Regions from separate parts of the Homo sapiens genome. Here region 2 is linked to region 1. The links are chromatin contacts, found by Hi-C or POLR2A ChIA-PET in ENCODE. All regions are on one chromosome and are shown on one strand. The core of a region is the stretch at or near the end of the contact, and the rest is flanking DNA. Distances in the headings are between cores, read along the strand shown. Region 1 has its middle 220 kb from the start of LINC02742. Region 2 has its middle 140 kb from the start of LINC02742.

The links. A loop is a pair of places that touch in the nucleus more often than their neighbours do. ChIA-PET counts read pairs that join two places held with the same protein, here RNA polymerase II (POLR2A). Pooled maps may share reads with other maps.
Region 2: a loop to region 1 is called in a map of endothelial cell of umbilical vein, with 10 times the contacts of the local background. The contact joins two enhancer-like sites. A Hi-C loop is called at or near these places in 2 of 168 maps with a recorded cell type or tissue (IMR-90 and endothelial cell of umbilical vein) and 3 of 50 pooled maps. POLR2A ChIA-PET finds 5 or more read pairs at or near these places in 3 of 52 experiments (AG04450, IMR-90 and PC-3).

Annotation. Positions count from the first base shown.
Region 1 is chr11:29,116,817-29,120,928 of GRCh38, forward strand. No RefSeq gene overlaps it. Among named protein-coding and RNA genes, the nearest start is that of LINC02742, 220 kb to the left of the region's middle. Within about 2 kb of position 2,420, at least 5 of the 41 ENCODE cell types and tissues checked have a DNase peak (open chromatin) inside an H3K27ac peak, as active enhancers do; they include IMR-90, PC-3 and endothelial cell of umbilical vein, where a contact is called at or near this core.
Region 2 is chr11:28,755,796-28,759,798 of GRCh38, forward strand. No RefSeq gene overlaps it. Among named protein-coding and RNA genes, the nearest start is that of LINC02742, 140 kb to the right of the region's middle. Within about 2 kb of position 1,321, at least 4 of the 41 ENCODE cell types and tissues checked have a DNase peak (open chromatin) inside an H3K27ac peak, as active enhancers do; they include IMR-90, PC-3 and endothelial cell of umbilical vein, where a contact is called at or near this core.

The DNA.
Region 1 (4,112 bases), core at 1,170-3,669:
AAGTGTTTGCTGGCCCATGGCCCAATGAAACGTTGGTTTTCAACTGGGAAATCAGTGTCATGGTGATTAGAATCGCCTGCGAGGCTTTGTGAACATATAGGTGCAGCCAGCCACCCGAGAGCTACTGAATAAGAAACACCCAAGATGGAACTTAGGCATACGTTACTACAACAAAGACTATTGCAATCATGAGGTGAGTTTGAGATGCAGCCAGAATGGGAAACCCCATATCTAGAAACAGATTCATCTGTAGTATCTCAGACATTTCTTACAATAATTCTGAGAGAGGAGTTATTTATTAATTTCCTCCTTACTGATGGGAACACGCAAGTTCAGAGACATCAAGAACCTTGTCCAGTCACATAACTGGTAGAGTTTGAACACTGGATTTGAATGCAGGGCTGTACATCACAAAATCAATGTTTTAACTCCCTCCTTTATACTGCCTCTGTGCTTTTTTTGTTGAATGGTATTATTTCTGGGTCTCTTCCAAAGAATATCTTTAAATATTCTTTCACAGTCTCCTGGCTTCACTACTTAGCAGGTGTCTGGTTGCCAGGTTTTTAGAAGTTTTTACCATGTCTGAGTATTCCTTCTGGTTCTAAATTTATGTTTATCTGTCCAGGATCTGATCGTACTTTTCTGGCTTTGAGCTCATTTCCATTTGCCTGCTATTACCTGTAGATCCACCTTGATCTTGTACCTCTGTCAAGGTCAAACCTATTACTCTAGTTTTCAGCCTCAGAAGGAGGTGAGTGGTCCTTTACAAGGCACTGGATTGCTACATCATGGGTCATACCCTCAGCTGATGTTTAAACACCTAGCAGGTCGAGGCTGCAGTGACCCATGATCATGCCACTGCACTCCAGCCTGAGTGAGAGAGTGAGAGCCTGTCAAAAATAAGGAAGGAAGGAAAGAAGGAAGGAAGAATGGAAGGAAGGAAGGAAGGAAGGGAAGGAAGGGAGGGAAGGAGGGAAGGAAGGAGGGAAGGAGGGACGAAGGGAAGAAGGGACGAAGGGAAGAAGGGAAGAAGAGAGGGAGGAAAAGAGATGAGTGTGTGAAGCCACTATATTTGGGACTTCATCTGTCACAGAATCCAGTGTTGTTCACCTTAAATAATGCTGTACTTAAAGTCAACTCTGAGGAAAAGTTGTTTCCAAGTTGGATCTCAATCAGGATTATGACCAAACCAATCCTGCTGCAGAAGCACAAAATATTGCTTACAGAGTGATGGGAAAATAATGGCTACACAAACTGCATGGGTCAGAAAAATGGCATAGCACAGGAGCCTCATTTGTAGAGCTGTGCTTTACAAGGCCTGCTGTTGGGAAGCACAGACTCCCTGAACTCAAGACTTGCTAGATTGATAGCTTTCTCTAATATATGAACTCTCCTTTTGTTGAGCACATGGTCAGACTATATTTCTCAGGATCTCATGAGTGAATTGTGGCCATATGATTGTGTTCTGGACAGTGGAATGAGAACAAAAGCAATATATTCAACTTCTAGGCTTGACCCTTGGGAATCCCCATACCCAATCATGGTTTCCTCATCTGTCAAAGAGATAAATCTGAGGACCTAGGGGAGGGTAGAGACATAGCATGCTAGGAGCAGGAGTTTTGGTCTCTGAGTTTCTGCATGGAGTAAACCCCAACACACACACACACACACACACCAACAACCTGCCTTGGAATATGACATGAGCAAGAAATAGGATTGTGGCTGGACTCAGTGGCTCACACCTGTAATCCCAGCACTTTGGGAGGCTGAGGTGGGAGAATTGCTTGAGTCCAGCAGGTCGAGGCTGCAGTGACCCATGATCATGCCACTGCACTCCAGCCTGAGTGAGTGAGAGCCTGTCAAAAAGAAGGAAGGAAGGAAAGAAGGAAGGAAGGATGGAAGGAGGAAGGAAGGAAGGAAGGAAGGAAGGAAGGAAGGGAAGGAAGGGAGGGAAGGAGGGAAGGAGGGACGAAGGGAAGAAGAGAGGGAGGAAAAGAGATGAGTGTGTGAAGCCACTATATTTGGGACTTCATCTGTCACAGAATCCAGTGTTGTTCACCTTGAATAATGCTGTACTTAAAGTCAACTCTGAGTAATCACAGTTACCAAGTACAGTACTCCCCCTTTATCAGCAGTTTTACTGTCTTGGTTTTAGTTACCCATGGTCAACCATGGTCCAAAAATAAGTACAATAAGATATTTGGGTTGAGAGAGAGAGAGAGGTATTGATTTTCACATAACTTTTATTATAGTATGTTGTTATAATTGTTCTTTTTATTAGCTATTGTTGTTAAACTCTCATTGTGCCTAATTTATAAATTAAACTTTATCATAGGTATGTATGCATTTAAAAATATGGTATATATAGGCTTATTACTATCTGCAGTTTCAGGCATCCAGGGGGGTCTTGCAACATATCCCCTGTGGATACGGGATGACTGTTATATAGATGACTCAAAGCAGAGAAACACTGCAGTTATAAAAACTTTTTATATAATAGCCTGTTTAATCTCCAAAGCACCTATTTTATGGATAAGGAAACCAAGACACAGGGAGGCTGAGAAACTTGTTTCAAGTGACACAGTTACAAGAAGCAGAGCTGAGATTCAAACCCTGGTCACCTGACTCTAAAGTCTTCATTTATACTTGACTACTATGCAATAAAATATGCTATTATACTTTTGTAATCTACAGATTATCCTGAGTTAAAGATTGCTTCCACCACTGTTTTTAAGAGCCTGTTTCCTAGGGTGAGGTGGGTACAGTATTCAGTATTTATAGGTCTGATTTCATTGAATACCTCGTAGCAGTGCTATTATCTCCACAGAAGAAACACTAAAGTTTGACAGTTTAATGGTCAAGATACCAGAGCTGTTTTGAGCTGTTATTCTTACCCAAATCTTCAGATTCCAGATCCTGTGCTCTCACAAGTATGCTCTGCTGTCTCAAACCTGTCAAAACACCCCTTCTAGAACACTGTTTTCCTCCTGGCTGGATTCCTCCTGTCTAGAGGATTGCTTTGTTAGTGAAATGACATAATATATGGGAATGTGTTCTGTAAACCAGGAAACACTGAACAAACATAAGGCATGATTATTACCAGTAGTACTTAAGACAGAGAACAAACCATGACAACCCAATTGCATGTACTTCCTTATTATTCAGAAAGGGAGCTCAGAGGAAAAGTCTTGCCTGGGGAATTCAGTACAATCTGAGTGTATACTCTGCAGTTCATTCAGAAAACTGATTCCACAGTTCTCTTCCTAAGTTCTGCTTCCCAAGTAATTGGGTAATATCCACGTACATGCAGTGCAGTAGGATCACCTCTGCCTCACGCATCCGTGCCTCATTTCCTCACTTAATGCCTTCTCAGTTCCGTTATTTATTTTCTTTAATATTACTGCAGTACAGCAGAATGAGTCACACTCCCTGCCATTCCCAGTAGCACCCTCGAAGGCCCACAAAACAATCCGGTGATTTATGAGGACTTTTTCTACCCAAATGATACACAATCACAGAAGCTGGCTTTTCACTGCCTCGGTCTCCAGATCAGGGACAGGTTTCGGATATCAGCTCAGAGAAGGGGTTTGGATCCTTTGGCGGAGCCCGTGCAGTGGGGTCGTTCTAAGGCAGGGTGAATTGGATGACTGGATGGGGCAGAAATGGTGTAAATGAGGGTTTGGAAGACAAGCAAATGCAGTTTCCAGGAAGAGGAGTCATAAACACAGGAACTCAGGCTGTATACTAATGCTAAGAATGAGAAGGCTGTATATCTAAACCAGTGATTCTCAACCAAGGAACCCTAAGGGGCACTTGGCAAAGTCTGTAAACATTTTTATTTGTCACTAATGGTAACAAGTAAAGTGGGTGCTGGTTGGGTACTACTTACACCTAATAGATAGAGGCCAGGGATGCTTTTTAAATTTATTTAGTTATCTCTATATATTTATAAGAATTATATATATTTATGGTATACAACATGATGTTTTGATGTATGTATACATTTTGGAATGGCTAAGTCGAGCTAAGGAACATATCTACTACCTCACACACTTATTATTTTTGTGTAGCGAGAACATTTAAAATCCACTCTTTTGGCAATTTTGAAGTAT
Region 2 (4,003 bases), core at 71-2,570, 360 kb before region 1:
TGATAAGAAAGAGGCTCAGATAATTAATACAGCTGTCACTTGTTTAAGTTGCGATTAGCCCCCTGACCATCCTGACTTCAAACTCTATACTCCATCTTTTAAATTGATTCCATATACATACCGGCTTTCAGGTTGATACATAGGTTATTTTCATGAAAAATATTTTACCTTGTTCAAATGAAGTATTGAGATGCCTCCCAAAGGTGAAATCTCTTTTCAGCCCAATCTTCATCCAACCCATTATTCATCCATCCCATTATTTCTGGGGCAGAATGTAAGAGTACACAGTGCTTTTTAACTTCCTATTTTATTTTAAAAAATAACATTTTAGGCTGAGCGCCGTGGCTCACGCCTGTAATCCCAGCACTTTGGGAGGCCGAGCCGGGTGGATCATGAGGTCAGGAGATTGAGACCGTCAGGCTAACATGGTGAAACCCCATCTCTACTGAAAACACACAAACAAATTAGCCGGGGTGTGGTGGCACGTGCCTGTAGTCCCAGCTACTCAGGAGGCTGAGGCAGGAGAATCACTTGAACCCAAGAGGCGGAGGTTGCAGTGAGCTGAGATCGCACCATTGCACTCCAGCCTGGATGACAGAGAGAGACTCTGTCTCAAAAAATAAATAAATAAATAAATAAAAATAAAAAAATTACCAGATATTTCTAAATTCAGGGAAAACCCCATTTGAATTTTTTAAAGTTGGTGCCAATTCCATCTGGTTTTAAAAGTGCCTTGAAAAACATCATACTGAAAACAAACATTGACAACTACTACTAACTCCTTTGAGAGACATATTGGAATGAGCAGATTGTCACCCTTTAAATGCTGAGCCTTTAAGTTAGGATGGAAGCCCTGCCTCACTTGCCCATCCTGTCTGTCACTGGTAGGGAATCAAATCACAGAAGCTGAACAACCAGAACCGAGTCTTCTAAGAGGCCCAGCTTGGCTTCTTGTTCTGTGCAGATGAGTAGAAGGTGGTAAAGAATATGAATGACAATTATTGGTTTGAATATTTTCCAAAGGTAGAATTTGCAAGGCTATTGAAATCCTGTTAGACAAGACTTATTGCCTATGCATTTACAAACTGTGCAATTTAAGATAGGTTAGAGTGAATGTTATGCTCAGAGCTGCTAACAAGGAGGCCTCTCACCAATAGGCACTGTACAATATTATGGTAATCTTTTTGGGGAGTTTGTGGTAGCCAGCCTTTTTGCTACACAGTAAGGATCCAACCTTATTCCAAGTTATCCCTCTTGTCCAAAGTAGGACCAATACTATTCATAGGCTATAAACTTCTTACTCATTCCATTTCTGTAATTATGTCAAGGGAAAGGAATTTTCTTCAATTGCCAAGTAAGGAAAAGTGGCAAGTAGTAGAGGTTAAGTTCAGGTCATTGTGATGGGTGAGAAATTTGGGCTGGAATGTGGTCTTCCCGATGTGCCAGTGTTCATAATTTTACACTCTTCAACCTACTACTCTCTGATGTGAGATGTTGATGACTTCAATATAGGAGAATCTATGGGACTTCTCCATAGCTTGTGAGATTAGAGCTTGTTCCTCTGTGAAGCAAACAGGGATTTCTGAACTTGGATACTTATCTTTCGAGATAAATGAATTTTCTGTTTATTTTTCTCTTTCTTCCAAAGCTGGAAGAAAGAACTTGTAAGAGATCACAGCAATATTCTCCAGTTATTTTCTTCTTACAATTTAGGAGGAGAGAAAAATGTATTTAGTCTATAGATAAAACCTGGTTTTGAGATACTCCATTTCTCATCTTTAAACCTGAGATAGTTCTTAATATTGGAGCACTCACTGTTTTCCCAGTTTTTGTATGAAATTATTCATATAATATTTACATTCTCATACAGTTTTATTTTGTTTTTGGTCTCTATTCCTTTCATTTTTGTTTTAACCTCAACATTAAGCCTTGCTTTTACTTACCGATATTAGTGACAGGTTCTGTAAGTTCAAGTGCAATATGTTGGGCATCACTGAAAGCAGCTCCATATCATACTGACCTTCCTGGAGAAGGTAAAGCACAACTCATTGGTTTAATCATTGCATTCCATAAAGGAAGATGTCACTTAGCCAGCTTTCCTTTCAGTGCCAGAAAATCAGCTCAAAGTATTTTTCTTCAGATAAGTGAGCATGCTTGTCATAGCTTACTTACGCCTGTTAAATCTTTATATGAAATATTTTACAGAGAAATATGTAAATATTTTGACTGCTTGTGCCATTCTTTTCAGACTACTTTGCAGATTACACATGGGTCTCTATATGAAACAAGAAGGAAAAGCAAGCAGAAATTTCTTAATGTAGCGTTTTTCATTAATGAAGACAGAAAGGCTAAAAGAAAAAAATGTTAAATGGAGTCTTAATGTAAATAGTCAAGAAGAGTGATATATACCCTATGGAATAGCCTCAAAGTGATATCAGTATGATGGAAATACATTATAAGGTTCTCATACAGCATATCTACTTACCTTTTCTTCTTGACAGCAGATAAGTAAACCACGGCTTAGGAGTAGATTTGCCAATGTATTTTACTGGAGACTTTTGTAGTAAGACTTTTTACTAGTTTGTTACAGCTTATGTGAACAAAATGTCTGTAAACCAGACTTTAATCTTAGAAATATATATATATTTTTACTACCTAGCGTCAGCAGATATTATATATTCTGAACACAGAGCAGAGAAAGTGAGGGAATTTTCCCCAGTCAGTTCTTATTTAATCCATAAAGCCAAGTCTTTGTGTAATTTCAGCTATTTAATTTTTGCTTTTTCATGATTGCCATTGAAAGAATAAGATAATGTTGATGACATTTGAAATATGTTAAGAGGACCAATATCAGCTGGGCACGGTGGCTCACGCCTGTAATCCCAGCACTTTGGGAGGCCGAAGTGGGCAGATCACCTGAGCTTGGGAGTTCAAGACCAGCCTGACCAACATGGAGAAACCCTGTCTCTACTAAAAATACAAAATTAGCCAGGCGTGATGGCATATGCCTGTAATCCCAGCTACTCGGGAGGCTAAGGCAGGAGAATCACTTGAACCCAGGAGGCAGAGATTGTGGTGAGCCAAGGTTGCAGTGAGCCAAGATCGCACCATTGCACTCCAGCCTGGGCAACATGAGCGAAACTACATCTCAAAAAAAAAAAAAAAAAAAAAAAAAGAGGCCCAATATCATGGTATAATTGTGCTGGTCTACTGTCTGAAATAACATGACTGTAGATGTTTTTATCAAATGACAAAATGATGACTGGTATTTATCATTTTATACCCTTCAGCCTACTACTTTCTGATGTCAAACATTGATGATTTCGGCACAGGAGAATCTTTTATATTTTTCAATGAAAAATGTTTTACTCAGTTTTTGTGGGTTGAAAATATAAGTGTATAATTTGGCTGAGAAAAACATTGCATCACTAACATTTGCTCATGACTGTGGAGCTAAACAAATTATCAGTCAAGATCTCTGGTTTGAAGCAACAGAACCTATCTCTGGCCTTAAGAAAAAGGAGATGCATTGGAAAGACATCAGTTTCCCAGAAGTGACAATTAACTTGGTAGTCTAAGGTTTAGAAAACCAAGAGTTGTAAATCAAGATAGCAGGAAATGTAGTCAAAATCATGCTGCAACAACTTTCTGATCCATGAACTCTGGCTATGGGATCATCTAACAACCCTCCCTCCCCCATTTCCTCATTCTTTGCATTACTTAAGATTCAGAGTTCCAGAACAAACACCTTATCAGCAAAGCCTAGCTTATTGGCCTGTTCTGTGGTATAGCCAGGTAGAGGAAGGTCCCAGCTGCTGTGGTTGAGAAAGGAATAGCAAAAGGAATCAAGAACTAGAAATCATCTTCCAACCACATTGGCACACAGTAAAGGACTAATAAAAATATTGGGAAGTGGATGATGGTAAGTTGGAAAGTGACAAATGTCTATTCCCCAAAAAATATTGTTTCGAAGTCATGGTGGGTTTTTAGACTAAACATTATC